2 separate regions of the Mus musculus genome follow, and region 1 is linked to region 2. The links are chromatin loops, found by intact Hi-C in ENCODE. Cell type or tissue: gastrocnemius. All regions are shown on one strand.

Region 1 (8,000 bases), 710 kb after region 2:
CCTGTACATATGCAAAAAATATAAATATATAATAAAAAAGTGAAATTTAATTTCTAAGATACTTTTTAAAAAATCCATTAAGAAGTTCCATAGATTAGAAACCTTAGTATAAAATCTCCAACATTTAGCCATGAAAAACTCAGGCAGACTTGTTCCTTAGTCATACTTTCCAAAATAGGATTTATTCTGATGGTTGGGACCTAGTACTTAGAATGCAGGCTGTTGTCTCTTTAGTCTATTGAAAGAATTATTCTGTGGGACAGTCTCAATTTCAGACTTCTTTAGCCCTTTCTTGACAGAGTAAATATGGCACACTGGCTGACAGCACACTGAGCTTATGCATATTCAATGACTGTGCATATTCATTAAGTGTCTATTGCACAGGATGACTCCTAAACACAGATGACAGAACTCTAAGTGAATAATGCAAATATTGGAAAAACTGAAATGAACACCAAACCAAAGGCGGCGGTGAGTATCTCACCAGTTCCTCTTGTCATGAATGAGTTGCATGAGCAAGGTCCGCTTGAAGAAAGGGATGCCTGAGATGTGACAACTGGGTTTCCAAGACAGTCACACATCATGGCGTCCTGCTACAGAGTCTCCAACCAGCTTGACTTCCCATCCACACTGCCCAGAAAAGTAAGGCACACTCCTCCCAATGATGCTTTAAACACACTCCAGCGATGCCAGGGAGACATTATCCAATCACCACCACTAGGGATCCTCAGGGCACCCAGGCATTCCCTCTTCAGGGTGGCTGTCCCCAACAGCAGCTGCCTGCAGTTTCAGGAGGCTAAGGTTTGATGGCATAAATAAGTATATTATAAATTTAATCCACGCACTCCATTACAGCCTTAGTGTGTTCTGCAGCTCATATGTAGAACCCAAAGTTCTGCATCTCCTGAAGGGGAGGCTGCTGCTCTCCTCTCGGCCTCCGTAGAATGCTGCCCCGTCTGCATAACGTGACAAGGCTCTCCAAGCTGAGATACATTTAATAAGCAGGAACACCCTTACCTAACATCCAAATGCGATCCGCAGGCAAGTTTTCAATGACAAATTACCATTTCATCTATAATTTAGCTGCTTAGGAAGTACAAAGAGCTGCACAGTTTCCTTCAAAAGGATCCTACCTTTTGATCTTCAATCTCTTGTTCTTTTAGCAGTCGCTCCAGGTCAGCCACATCATTATGCTTAAATAACTTAATGTCACTTCTTGATGCCTGTAATCCTTTCTGGATAGCAAAGCAGGCCGCACTGTCCCTGCAAGGAAGAGAGGCACCAAATTGGGGTTAAAGGGCCTTGTCAACATTCTCAGAAGAATGCCTGCTTGTGTAGCAGACCAGCCTCCAGCTGTTACCTGGAACACAGCAAACAGAAAGCGTTTGACCACTGTTTGCTCTTCATGCTGCACATCCTATCCACAGGACTTACTTCACTTAATCTCTTCCAAGAAACATGGCTAGCTGCATCCTGACCACTCTCAACTCATGACCCATGCTGTGCATGGCATCTGAGCTTACTCATGTGCTCCTCTTGCTAAGAACTTTGGAAAGCAATAGTAATCTCACCCTTAGTGGCAGCTCTGTTTACCTGATGGCACTTCATCGTGCTCCATAAAGAAACACTGGCAGGGGCTGGTGAGATGGCTCAGTGGTTAAGAACACTGACTGCTCTTCCAGAGGTCCCGAGTTCAATTCCTAGCACCCACATGGTGGCTCACAACCTCTGTAATGGGATCCGATGCCCTCTTCTGGTATGCCTGAAGACAGCTACAGTGTACCCATGTACATTAAATAAAAAATAAATATATAAATAAATGTCTTTTTTAAAAAACAATATTTTAAAAAGAAATGTTGGCAGTCTAGCTGCGGGCGGAACTTCCGGACAACAAGCACTGAGCATAGGCAAGCAGCACAGGGATCCGTGTAACCTAGCTCACAGGGAACCTGGTCTAACCTCACTCGCCCACCCCCCGCTGAGGGGAGGGAAGAACTTGGCCTTTGGCCTTTGAGGAATATGAGGACGGCAGCCTGCACCTTCCCTGGGAACAAGCTTCCACCCCACATGGTAACAACGAGGCAATGGGTGTTGTCAGTGGTAACACCAAGGAAATCAGACCTGTCACCGTCACCCAGTGGCAATGGAGAATCTCTGACCTTGGGTGCCAAGCTGAAGCAGGTACAAGATGGTGGCCGGCTCCCTCCCTCCCATGTCCCCAGTGTCAGTGGAAGCCAACCCAGACAGACGGCACCCCAATACTGTCATCTGCAAAATTCATGCTCCAGAAACATGACTGAGTTAGGAGGGGAATCTCAGTGTTGTTGTTCATGGGGCCGCACTTACAGCTCCCTCAGGGTATGTGACCTACAGGCAGCAGTTAGATAGAGACCCACATAACACAGAGGGGAGCCACGTAACAGGAAATGCCTAGGTTCCAGCTGAGGATCAGCTCCATCAAGTGTCCCTCATGCCACTAAGCTGACAGGGCCCAAGAAGACCTATGAGTGAACTCAAAGCAGCCAGGATAAAAAATGCTTCAATGAGCATGACCAACAAACCTGAAACAAGCCAGTTAAAACAGACAGCCAGAGCAAACAGAAGTTACAGAGGAAATCCTGCAGAGATGGAACTCTGAAAAAGAAATAGCCAAGGAGCAGAGGGAAGGGATCAGTAACCAGGAAGACATAATTGAAACGAGTCACTGCCAGGGAGAAACAGCTGAGGGGAAGAAGAGAACAGAGCTCCAGGGAGCTATGACAAGGGAGCTGGCATCCATGTCACTAGTCACAGAAGGGAACCGCAGAATGACACAAAGAACCTGGCTACAACCCTAATACAAAAACAACTTAAACCCACAGGTTAAAGACAGTGGGCAAACCCCAAACAGGTGAGGTCAAAAGAATTACAGGGCTACAGTGCATCCTCCGCAGGTTCTCGAGGCTTCAAATGCATGCACAGCTCAACTTGCTTTCAGTCATTTAGCACCTGTCTAGGTGGCCAAGGGATCACCTTCACCCATTACTGTGGTCCAAGACTCTATTCAGGGAGGTACAATAAGAAAAGCAGAGACCTGACTTCAGAGTGTAACACTGAGAAGGCACACATTCCACTGACTCTCTGCCTCAGGTCTGAGGATAACACCTGGGTAACAGAGGATGTCTTGGTGTAAGAAACTTCCGTAAGAGACAGGATCACCCATGCCAGTTGCACCGGTCATGGGTCACAAAGTCCATTTCTGCCTTAGTCAGTCCAGACTACTCTGGTAGGTGTGCTCTGGCGTGTCACCAGTGATGTGTGGGTTTAGGGCCTGTGACATCACATAGTTTGTCAGTGTTGCCAGTATAAGTATGGCCCAGGAAGCAGAGTAAATCTATGCACAATGATTATGCCATGTTGAACAGAATTCTGTATGCCGGTGACACCCAGAACAAGCTTCCTGGGCCTATGGCAGGGGCTTGTGAAAACTTACCAACCTTTCTAGGTACTTCAGATTCATCCCTACACAACCACCATCTATGAACTTGACAGGAACTTGGGCTTGGATTGCCCTCTAGTGTTCGAAGAGTGGCAATACAACAGATCACTTCTAGTACACCTCCTCTTGGGCATGCTAGTTAAGCCACTGTGAAAAGACAAGCCACAATCCTTGACTGCCCAGAACTTTCACACCATCAAGAGCTTTCAATCACTAAGACCTCGGGTTGGGCGAGCTGGCTCAGCTGTGACAAGCACTGCTGCTCTACAGAGGACCTGGGTTCAATTCCCAACAGCACACGATGCCTAGAGGACCATACTTAATCCCAGCTCTAGGAGATCTGACATCCTCTCCTGACCTTTGTGGGCACTACACTCACATGGTAGGCACTGAACACACATGGTGTGAATACATGCAGACAACACACCCACATGTTAAATAGAAATCTTAAAAAGTAAAACCTCAAAATAAGGTAGCAGAGGCTGCCTCCACAGTAATCAGTGATGAAGAGAACTCACGCAACTCACAACAGCGTTCTCAGGAAACCCAAGCTCAGAGGAAGCACGGATAAACTTCTCAGTGTTCTAACAGAAACTGACAGGAAGAAACACGGACTGTGAAGTGCTAAAAGAGCACACTGAGCAGGAAAAGAAAGTGTGGCGAGAGGCGTCAGCACCACAGAGCTCAGTCCCTGAGCTCAGGACAGGCCATTCGCAAATGGTGAAGATGGCTCACAGGAGCTTTGGGGCAGCATTAAAAAGCAAGTATCTAGGCCAATGGGGGTAGAAAAGGATACGAGAATGCCAACAGGGTAGAAAACTTCCCGAAAGGCCGGCTGCACACACAAAGGGACAGGAAGACTGAAGGTCATCATCAGTCAGATTTAACAAAGGTGAAGGTGAGGAGACGGATTTCCAGCAAACCAATGGCAGGAAGAGCCTATCTCCACCCAGAACGCCTGAAAGAGTTCTCAAGGAAATAGTTCCGCATATGCACAGAGAGGCCAATCCTGTAAACAATGAGTATAAACCAAAAAATGGGAACAAGCCCCTGAAATGATAATATTTTAGTAGGTTAAGATAGTCAGCAAGAAAAGATATAAACTATATCCCCAGAAGTGTACTTAGGGATCAGAGATGGTGCAGCAGTTAGAGTGCTTGTTTACAAGCGTGAGGACTGGAGCTTGGCTTCTCAGAACCTGTGTAAATGCCCCCTGTGAGGAGAAGAGCTCCCCAGAGCAAATCAGCTAGCCAGACTAGCCCTCAGGGAGCTCAGGTTGTCCTGAGTATGGGAGAACACTGCTAGATGACTCCAAACACCAACCCTGGGCTTCCACATACACACGCACACATGGAAATGGGAGGGGGATGCGAGAGAGCATCTCCTTACTAGCTTATCTTCATTTCCTTCCTGTCCTTATGTTTATGATGTGTAAGTTACAGTCATTGAAAACAGCTTGCTATAGTGAAAAGACAGTTTTGTAAACCTCAATGCAAGATGCTAACAACTGTTGATGCCAGCTGCATGGCCAGCAGCTTTCCCCTTGCAGTAAACAGCACCCCATGCACTCAGGAGACACGCCTGAGTCTGCAGACTTGCCGTAGCAGTCAGGGGTATCCCTACCTGGTGGCCCTTATATTCCTTTAAAAAATATTTATTTTTATTTTATCTGTATGAGTGATTGTCTGATCATACGTACATACATGACGTGTGCCTATATCCAAGGAACCAGGAGAGGGTATCAGAGATCCTGGAACTGGAGTTGCAGACAGTTGTCTGCTGTATATGGATGCCGAGAACCATGCTGGATTCTCTGCAACAGCAGCCAGCGCTTAAGCACGGAGCCACTGCCCCTGCCTCAGCTCCCATCCTTAATGAGCACTGAGGCAAGCTCAATAGAGACCTGGGGACCAGGAAGGATGGGTGATGAGGAGCATGTGACATTTCCAGGCACAGTAAGCAATGTGAGGCTGTGACCATGACTCAGCGCATGGCAGGGCCACAGAGCTGACGGGAAGGAGACGGCATGCCTCATTTGGACATCAGCAAAAGCAATCACGGTGCCAGGAGCGTGAGCCCTGCACTGTCCAGCATCTCATGGGGAAGGGTCTTGACCAGGAAAACAAGCAAAACAAAACCAAGAACCCGGGAAGATTCCTTCTTCCTTTCAGCTTATAAGTTCCATCGAGGACCTGCGGACCCTGGCTGCCAGCGCTGTGCAGTTTCTGGCGGAATGTGGTCAGGAGTGCAGGTGAGAGCGCTTACACAAAGATGATGTCCCCTCTCTTAGAGTACGCAGGAATGGCACTGGCTATGGTGGAGAAGCCATACGAGTAAATGATGGCTTCTTCGGTCTTCATAAACTTTGCCAGGCGCTCTTCTAAATCCAGATGGACATCTATTTTAAGACAAAAGTGAAAACAGTTAAACTGTCTTGTAATTCTTTTTCATTTACTAACAAATGATAAAAAGTACATAGTCATTTAATTACTGCCCCTTTCACCTTACAGACAAAATGGAATTTTAAAAATACATAATTACTTGCACGTGTGCGCGTGCGTCATAGTCCATGTGTGGTGGCCAGAGGACAACTTGTAAGAGTTCACTGTCTCCATTAGTATTTTAGCTCTGGAGAATCAAACACTTGTTTGGCAGCAAGTAAGCTTACCTACAGAGCCCAAAATGGAATAAAAAAACAAAAACAACTCCCCCCACCACCTTAGAAGATTAAGATAGCTTTGGTCTCAAAGTTCTTGTGAGACCATGAACTGAAAGCAGCTCCCTACCTCCCTAAGCCAGGTATTACCAACTGCCCCCACTGGGACGGAGCAGCTAGGCATTAAACAACTGCCCCCACTGGGAACGGAGCAGTGGCAGACCATGGAGCAGGACAGCTTTACCTCCTCAGCTCTGCCTCCAGGATCCCACACACATCGGCCTTACTTACCTAACCCACTTCATCTTCCCTTGACCTACTCTGCACAGAGACATGCTAGAACTCTTCTCCAATAGCTCAGGTTAGCACTCAGGTGCAGCAAGTGTACACTGGGGAAAGTCAAATTCACAGCACCAACAGAAACCAGGTCCTCGTGTAGACACAGCTTAAGAATGCTGGTATTAGTCCACAGAACCACAGAGGGTAGGTATAAAGTAAGGGACTAAGGGGCATAGGAAAGGGAAATAGAATAGATAGTTATGGATGGATGGGAACAGGAGGAGCAAGTAAGGAGGAGAGGAGAAGAGCGTGAGGGAGGGAACACAGGGACAAATAGCTAAATAAGGGCCATTTGAGGGGTAGTATGACAACTGTATGCAGTAGAAGCTTTCTAAGATGTATACGTATATGAAGGCAATCCAAATGAAATCTCTAAACAACGGGGGAAGGAACAGAGCTCCAGCTGGCCATCTCTTGTAACCAAATGAAGCTGCCAGTACCAGGACTGGGTTACATTTAATGGAGTTGTTGGCCAAAAGGATCCCATGGGAACCCCAAACAACCCAGGCTGTTGCTAATACTATAGGCTATTCTCCACAAACTGATGCCATGACTGATGCTAACACACAACTCATTGAACATGAAGTCTAGCTGGTGTCTACATAGAGCCTTCATTCCTATGTTCTAGCATCTTTGGCACAGGAACAAATGTACTCTTGCATGGTCCCAAAAGAAAATGTAACCACCACGCCAGTCACAACCCTCTAATCTGCAATGCTGTCCTGCATGTAAGATGGTAGCACAAAGTTGGTGGGAACAACCAGCTAATACTTGATTTGACTTAAGGCTCCTTCCATACACAACACTGCTTGAAGGGCCAAGCACCATACTTATTGATCAATCTCTTACCCAGTCATCATCAAAAAAGCTTCCTCCTATAGCAGATGGGAACAGATAGAGACCCATGTGTTAGCTGTTCTTGCCGTCAACGTGATTACATCTGGAATGAACTAGAATCCAGAAATGGAGTGCACATCTGTGAGGGATTATTTTAGCTTGGTTTGAGATGGGAGACTTCTATTCTGGATATCTGAGGCAGGAACACACACACCTTTGATCTGGATCTTGATGTGGGAAGATGCACCTTCAATCTGGGCCACACCTACTAGAAGCCTATCGAAGTCCATGGAAGAAGGAAGGTGCTGTTCATAGTCTGCTTGCCCCAGTCTTGCTAGCACATATATTTCATTCCCTCACTGGCATTGGAAACTATTTCTTTGGGATTCCAGCAGATACTGAAATGAAGACTAGCCAAGAAATCCAGTCTTATGGATTGAGCAATTACTGGATTTTGGATTTTCATCTCACAGCCAGCCATTCTTGGATTAGCTGGATTGTAGCTTGTAAGTCATCCCAGTAAATCTTCACGATACGTGTGCTTTCTCCGCCCCCCCCCCCGCCCCCCGCCCCCGCCCCACTCTATAAATTCTGTTACTCTAGAGAACCCTCATTAATACAACCCACAAGCAGACAGCACAGAGAGGTCGAGTCTCTGATTCTTGTGCCGTCTCTTGGGCACTTTTCCTA
Region 2 (8,000 bases):
TTTGAAATTGCTGTGAAGGAGGGATATGAGGAAGGGTTTGTTGTTGAGGGTTTTTATTTGTTTGTTTGTTTGTTGTTTTTTAAGAGGAAAACCATGGAAAGACCTCCCATATCTAAACAGGCAACCAAAAATTGGTCTGTTCTCCCAAGTTAATTGGCCAAAGCAACTCAAAACAATCTTCGGGTATCTGCATAAGCAAGTTACAGAAGCTAAAAAGGCAGTTAGTCATGGCATGGCAAGTAGCCAGTCACATCTGTACCCTTTAGGGTGGAGATCACAAGTCGGGGTAACTGGGAATGTATCTTCCAGGGACTGGAGTCAGAGACAAAAAACACCTAGAAGGTACCAAGATGGATGCCTGATTTGAGCCATCACACTGGGTATTAAAATGAAGCGTGAGTTCTCTTGATGCATCAGGAATGTGCCACCTTCTATGTAAATCATCACAGGAGGCGGTGCCAGAGATTGGCTGTGTTACTAGCCAATCATGGTGTTTCATGGCAGGCATACTACTATATGCATTTTGTAACTGTGGGGATGTCATAAAGCATACGTAAGCAAACTAGGGCAGCTGCAAAGTCGCCAGCTGTTACAATCTTATGAGACTGTGATGTGGATTGGGAGAAGTCACAGAATCCCAGATGTCAACTCAAGCATCTAGAACACTCTTGCCTTCCACAAACTCAGACATGTCTGGGAGCATCACTGCTTCCAAGAATCCTAACATCGAGGCTAGATGCTCCTGCTGACCACAGACAGCTCAGTACCAGAAGTCTCCCGATAGTGGTGCAGAGTTGCCACTTGCCACGTTCACCACTGCTCAGCCCATAGGGTCGGAAGCCCCATCCCTATTCTTGGGTACAGTGTATTTTGCCTTCCCCTCCATCCCCTGAGCAGGACAGACACCGTGCACGTGGTGAGAGCGTGAATCCACTGTGAGCCACTGGGCATGCTCTGCCCTACCTATGGGAAGGATCCCAGCCACCGTGATAAAGCTGTTCGGTGCTAGTGAGGCACTCGATGTTAGAAAGCTGACATTGAATGTAGCCATACATTTTTTTTGCAACGTATTTTTAATAAAGGTTCAACCTCCCCTCTAGCCCGCCACTCAGCAGAGGTAGCAGAAGATAAAAGTTATTCGGCTATGGGGGAAGTGGACCTGTTCAGCAATAGTTCTTTGGGGGGCGAGCTTGATCCTCTTGGGCAGCAGCTCAGCCCTGTAGCAAACACCAAATGTGATTCAGCAGCTGCAGACCAGTCCGCTAGGCAGGCAGACACCAGGCATGAACCAGCAGCTACAGTTAAGTCTTTTCATCGCTTGCTTTCATCGCTTGCTTGCCTCAGCATCTAACCTGTAGGCGACAGCACAGACTTGCTGGGCAAAGACTTAGGATGCACAGGGTTGGGCTCTGAACCAGACCACAGCCACAGAAATCTGTGAGTTCTAGCAAGAGCACAAACCAATACCCCCTCTCCTTGAAAGTCCAGCTTGAACGTGGGTATGGTATATTACAGCTGTGTCCATATTCTCCTCTTAAGATTTTTAGCCAAGGGACTAAGGAGATGGCTCTGTTGGTAAAGAGTTACTGTTGTGTAACTCTAGGGACCTGACTTCAGTCCCTAGTACCCATATAAAATACACCAGGCCTGGTGGCAAGTGCTTGTGGTCCCAGCACCAGCAAGGAAGATGGAGACAGGAAAATCTCAGATGCTTTCTGGTCAGCCAGCCTTGCCAACTTGACAAGTTCTAGGCAATTGAAAGACCCTGTCTCAAAAAAAAAAAAAAAAAAAAAAAAACAAGGTAGATGGTGTCTGAGGAAGGACACCAAGGTTGTCCTCTGGCCTTCAGACACAGAAGATATTCTGTACCATAGTGCAAAACTCTTCTGGCTCACAAGGACATGGATCCCCAGGATGCTATAAAATGCAGGCTTGAGTTCTGTAAGTTTAGAGCAGGAAGAGACATTTCTGACCATGCTGGAGGCAGGCGCAGTGAGCAGCATTCACCACTGCCAGGAGGCACGGCGACTTAATCATGTTTCCATGAGCCTATGGATAAACACTAATACAGCTCTCTCTTCCTTCTTCAGTGTGGAGAACAGGCCAGGATTCACAGCTGTGGAACTGAGGCTTCGCAATTACTACTACGACGTGGTTAACTAACAGCTCCGGCGCCTGTCCGTGCACACCACGGATTCCCAAGCGATCACAGGAAATTCATTCAGATGAACTGGCTCTCAGAGTTTCATCTCCCTCTGCCCGGAGTGAGAGCTAAGCTAACATAGGACTCACCCTCACAACAGGTCTGGTGCCCAGAGACAGACAAGCAGCAAGACCTTGGGGCCTGTGGAGTCGTCTCTCTGGTCTTTGTTTCCATCTGTGTGGTCTTCGCTATCGGTCACGTTTGGGAGCCATTTCCAAATTCTCTTGACATCATTCCGTTCCTCTGGGTCCAGGATTTCAGTGTCCCCTGAAGATCAGAAAAGAAAAGTGCTTTGCCACTCCAGCAAAGGACATAAAGAGAAACCTCGCTGGTGCAGTCAGCAAGCTGGAAGGTGGTTAAGGACAATGACAAGCCTGGACACTGGTTTTACTCTCAGCGCTGAGACAGAGATACTGTGTGGATGACATGCTGAGATGTGCTGGCTTGGCTGACACGCCCCTGGAGTCCACCTCCCTGCAGTCGTGTGTGTTTGCTGGAGGAGGTGTGAATAACGTTCTGTGTGGAGGCTGCCGGGGGAGGTGAGCTCCCATGATCCTCTGCGACTGAGCAGAAGTGTGTCAGGCAAGGGTCAGACTCCCCTCTCTGCAGAGGGAATGCATCCAGGACTCCTTGTTGCTGCCACTAAAAAATTGCCAACCAGCAACTTAAGGGAGGAATGGCTCATTTGAGCTCACAGTTGGAGGGGATAGGCCATCATGGTGGAAAAGACAACAGGCAGGAAAGGCTTGGTGGCATGAAAAGGAAGCTGGAAGGTCACATGGCATCCACATTCAGGAAACAAAGAATGAACAGGAAGTGGGGCCAGGCTATAAGGCCCTAAAGGCCACCTCCGGTGACCCAGTTCCTTCAGATCCATCTATCAAAGATTCCACAGGCCTCTCAGACACTGAATGCCAACAGCTGGGGACCAAATGTTCAAGCACACAAGGTGCAGTGCCAGGCAGGGGCCTTCCTGAATGATTACACAGTGTGGTATCCTGACAGAGCGGGTGAGCCATCTCAGGTCTGTCCCCTTATGAGCCCCGTTTACCATCCCAGATTCCCCCTTGGGACCCCCCTCATCTGGATCATTCCCCTCCCCCCAGGCCCTATCTCCAAACACCTAGGTACTAAGTGAACCTAGGTACTAAGTCTTCAACACATGAATTCTGAGGGGACACATTCATACTGGAGCCGATGGCAGCCTGGTGACCAAGACCATCTCAGGATGAGTTTCTGAATGGAATCTTCATTCGCCATAAAACCAGAGATGTGACCTTCCCCACAAGGAAGCCTTGCTAAGTGCGACATTGAGCTGAGGACACACAAGCTGAGAATTCCCCCTCTGTCCTCCTAGCCTTGGCTAACTACTGACCATACACCGAATGTCACCCATTCACGGCACTTTTGCTGAGGACCTAAAAGCTACAAAGGCTGCATAGCCTTCCATCTAGGTCTAGGGACATGTACAGATGGGAGCATCTCACCTTCACCTCTGAGACACTGGGACATTCACAGCCAGGGATGGTACAGGAGTCCCTGCTGGTGGTGGGCTCAATGAACAGAGACGATGGTGAAATGGGTGCCTCTCTTTAGACCAGTGGTTCTCAACCTTCCTAATGCTGAGATCTTTCAATACAGGTCCTTGCGTTGTGGCGACTCCCAACCATGAAGTTATTTTGTTGCTACATTGTCACTGTAATTTTGCTACTATGATGAATCGTAGTGTAGATATCTGATATGCAGGATATCGGATATGTAAATATCTGGTATGCAGGATATGTGAAATGAGGGCACATCCCACAGGTTGGGAACCACTGCCTTTGATAGGGAGGCACTATGCTTAGAGCATGGTTAGGAAGTATTTAGAAGCTATTGGTGTGTCTTGGAATTGTGTTAGTAGGTCAACCGTCCTGTGGAGGGAAGGAAGGGGGTGGAGGAAATCCCTGTATGTTGAATTCATTGAGCAGACCTGCAGAACACAGCCTTGGTGAGGAAGTCCCATGGGTCAGACCACCTGTAGATTTAGTCAGGAGAGGAAGGGCCACTGTATAGTTATGGAGACAGGACTGTCTGCTCTGAGCAAGAAGTTCTCTGCTGAGCTCCTAGCCTACCTTCCCTTGTCCCCAGGGCTATAGAAAGGCCACCTCGAAGACCAGGGAGCATGTGTGAGAAGTCTGTGGAGGCCTCTGCCTTCTTCCTGGCCTCTCTAGCAGTGCCTCTCCTTCCCAGGGATTTGGGACTGACCGTTATCTGGCTATGACTGAGCAGAGTGGAGGGATGGGCTTTGCCCCCCTTCAGAAAGCCGAAACCGGTTCCCATGTGCAGAGTCACATGTGGCCATCGACCAGGGCTCTCATCTGGTGAAAACTGTGTCTTACTGTCAAGATTAATTCTCTCCCCTGGGCCACTGAGGAGGGCAGATGGCAAGAGGATCCTCCCTAGAGGATTTAGACTATGAATGCCCACTAAATTTGCAAGGTCAGAAACTAGCCAAGGTCCTTCTCAGGCATCTATCCTTAACTTGGTCTCTCCACAAGCTGCCTCTGATGCTCCGAGCCCCTTCTGCCTGGCAGCTGGGCTCCCTGTGTGCTTTTACCTATGACCCTTGGTCAGCAGAGTACAAGGAGCACCTAAGCTGCCTCGCCACCTCCCACTGACTGCAAACACCACATACCTCATGCGGAACCGAATGTCTCTCCAGTAAACACCCCAGCCAGCCATTCATAAAAACCTGTCTCTGTGTGCGCTGGGACATGTCCTCCCTGTACCCCGGGCCTGCTTTGTGTGCCAGACAGTGACTCCACAGGGATGCCAGGTCTGTGATTGCATTGCTCCTTGCAGAGGGAAGCCCTCGGTTGTCCTTCTCTGGGAATGCTGCCACCCAGAGCAGCACACAGTGATTCCCTGTTATTTCAGAAATTATTTTAAATAAAGATCTACTATTAGTCTTGTGATGACCTTTACGGATGCAGACAGGAGATGATGGGATATACACCCTTGACTAGAGCTGGCCAGCATCTTCGTAAGTGCAACCTGCTTGTGAAATACTGAGCCCTCAGTCATACCACTCGCTACATTTGGGTGGGAACGCAGACTCCAGAGCTCACCTATTCTGCCGCTTCAGAAGCCTGCAAGGAGAGCCCGGTCCTGTGAGGGGAAACAACTGTGTCTGAGATTCGTAGGCTGAGAACTGACAGCCGAACTCAAACCCAGTAGAAAGTGGTACAAGGAGACCCCAAGGTGGCCAGAGAGGGCGGGGTGAGCTTTGCCACTGTCAATGAAGACAACACGAAAGCATCAGAGCAGAGAAGGTGAGGATGTAAAGGTCCCGAGCCCTGGGCTCCTCTCATTCTATAGGGAGTTATGAGCAGGCACACATACATACACTACATATAATTGCATGTGTGCATAGACAAGCATCTTATGTATGTATACACAGGAACACATACACATGCATGCACAAACGTGCATTAAAAACATGCCTGCAAATGCACACTGCACACACAGACATGAACCTGTGTACACAAATCCACAATCACATGTACATGTTGACACATCCCCACTCGCAATGCCACTTTGCCCACAGGCTAATCTGATCTTGGAAATCCCTCCATGGAGAGTCCCTTCCCAAGTGACTCTAGGCTGTGTCAAGTTCATAGTTTAATCTAAGCATGGTACAGAGAGTGTATGGTAAAGAGAACCTGAGTTTAGCCCCCAGTGCCTATGTAGAGAGGCAGTGCATTGGCACATGCCCGCAGCGCCAGCTCTGGGGAGGGAGAAGCAGATCGCTACAGCTCACTGGCCATCCAGCCTCACCCAGCACGGTTGTCACATTCCAGGTCTTATGATCCTGTCTTAGAAAAATAAAGGAGAAAGCAGCTGAAGAGAACACTCAGTGTCAACCTTCTGCATGCACACATACAAACATGCACCCCTGAACACATGCACCCCTGAACACATGCATGCACACACATGCATACATACACATGCACTGGCACACATACAAACATGCACCCCTGAACACATGCACACATGAACACATGCATGCACACACATGCATGCACACACATGCATACATACACATGCACTGGCACACATACAAACATGTACCCCTGAACACATGCACACATGAACACATGCATGCACACACATGCATACATACACATGCATTGGCACACATACAAACATGTAGCCCCGAACACATGCACACACACAAACATGCACACATACAAACATGCACACATGAACACATGCATGCACACATGTGCACACAAACATGCACATGTGAACACATGCACATGCATGCACACACTCATGCACACACACACATACACATGAGCACACACATGCACGCACGCATGGCAAAGAACGCAATGCCTCTGAACAACCTCAATTTAAGAGCATTGCCTGCACACGCATCAACACTTGTCTATCCATACATGTGGACTTGTGTAAGAGCCACAGACTTTTAAAGCTGGCAGGCTCCCACACTGTACCAATTGGTTTCCCGGTGCTGTGACAAATACCTGAGTAAAGCAACTTAAAAGGAGGAAAGGCCTGTCTTGGCAGCAGTCTCTGAGGCCTTGTTCCTGGAGTGAGGGTTCAAGCCCAGGCTCTTGGGCAGCCTACCAAGCCACATCCAGCCAATGCAGGATACAGAGGTGCAAAGCAGAGACTGGAGGTTTAGCCAATGTAACCACATCAGAGATAGGGACAAAGATGGTTGCTGACCCTCCTAAGCCCATCTTCTGGGGTCCTGGCACGAAGCTTAGGTTTAAAGAGAGGACCAGCAACATGTCCCCATGGAGGCATGCTCCCATCTGGCAACACGTTTCAGCTCCAGTCTCCCATGAGCAGCACCCTGACACAACCTCTCCCCAGGAGACCAGCTCCCCTCCTGGCTGGCACCGGGCTTCAGCCTTATCCTTCTCCACCAGCTCCTTGGTTTGCAGCTTTGCTGCTCTGATGGTCAAAGGGAGATGCGTGGGGCTCTCGCTACAGCAACGTTATTCCTGCCAGGATGGTAAAGCTGTGGGTACCTGACGCTGCTGATTTGTGTCTGTGGTGGCATAGCTTCTCACCAGAGGAGCACACCGTGGAGGAAGCTCCTCTCTTACTGTGGTCAGGAAGCAGAGAGAGAGGGAGAGCGGTTCCCAACATCTACAACAGCATTCCTGACGAACGGCTTCCCTTTCACAAGGCCCCAGATCTTTGAGTTTATTATTTTATTTGTTTGTGTGTATGTGCATGTTCACACACATGTGCACCCGCGCATGTGTGTGTGTGCTTGTGTATGTGTGTGCTATGTGTGCAAGGGTTCCTTCTGAGGACAGAAGAGAATGTTGGCACCCCAGAGCTCGTAATAGGTTGTTGTGAGCCACTCAACATGGATGCTGGGAACTGAACTCTGGTCATCTAGAAGAGCAGTATGCGCTCATAACCACTGAGCTGTCCTTCCAGCCACAAAGGACCTATAATTACCGTCCAACAAGGGCCTCAGGCATCTCTCTCTCCCTCCCTCCCTCCCTCCCTCCCTCCCTTACTCCCTCTCTTCCCTCCCCTCCTTTCCCTCCCTCCCTCCCTCCGCCCCCCACCCCCCTCTCCTTGCCCATCAGACACACACCCACACACCCCAGGGCAACAGAACCAATAATTCCTCCAAAGAAAAGAAACTTGGTATCATTTGTCTACAGCAGAGGGCGCTAGAGGACTGATTTTTGACAATGTATCACAGAAAGCTGTCTTTACAGCCACTTAATAGTTTACAGCTTTGCAAAATGAAGCCACAGGAAGA

Evidence for each region. Peaks named below come from ENCODE experiments on the same cell type or tissue, not always from the same donor. Only the 100,000 strongest peaks of a DNase experiment are listed, where the experiment ranks them.
Region 1: a loop joins it to region 2, with 2.5 times the contacts of the local background. A loop is called at or near these places in 12 of 42 quality-filtered maps.

Annotation. Positions count from the first base shown.
Region 1 is chr13:53,353,018-53,361,017 of GRCm38, forward strand. Sptlc1 (serine palmitoyltransferase, long chain base subunit 1) reads right to left here. Exons shown (of 15, transcript NM_009269.2): 6 at 5,744-5,876; 7 at 1,134-1,263. Among named protein-coding and RNA genes, the nearest start is that of Sptlc1, 20 kb to the right of the region's middle. In gastrocnemius, a CTCF peak has its summit at 3,554 (motif pointing left); DNase peaks (open chromatin) are centred at 1,994 and 3,550.
Region 2 is chr13:52,643,633-52,651,632 of GRCm38, forward strand. It overlaps Syk (spleen tyrosine kinase), which reads left to right. Exons shown (of 14, transcript NM_011518.2): 14 at 2,091-5,160. The coding sequence ends at 2,163. Among named protein-coding and RNA genes, the nearest start is that of Syk, 51 kb to the left of the region's middle. In gastrocnemius, a CTCF peak has its summit at 7,911 (motif pointing right); DNase peaks (open chromatin) are centred at 4,951 and 7,957.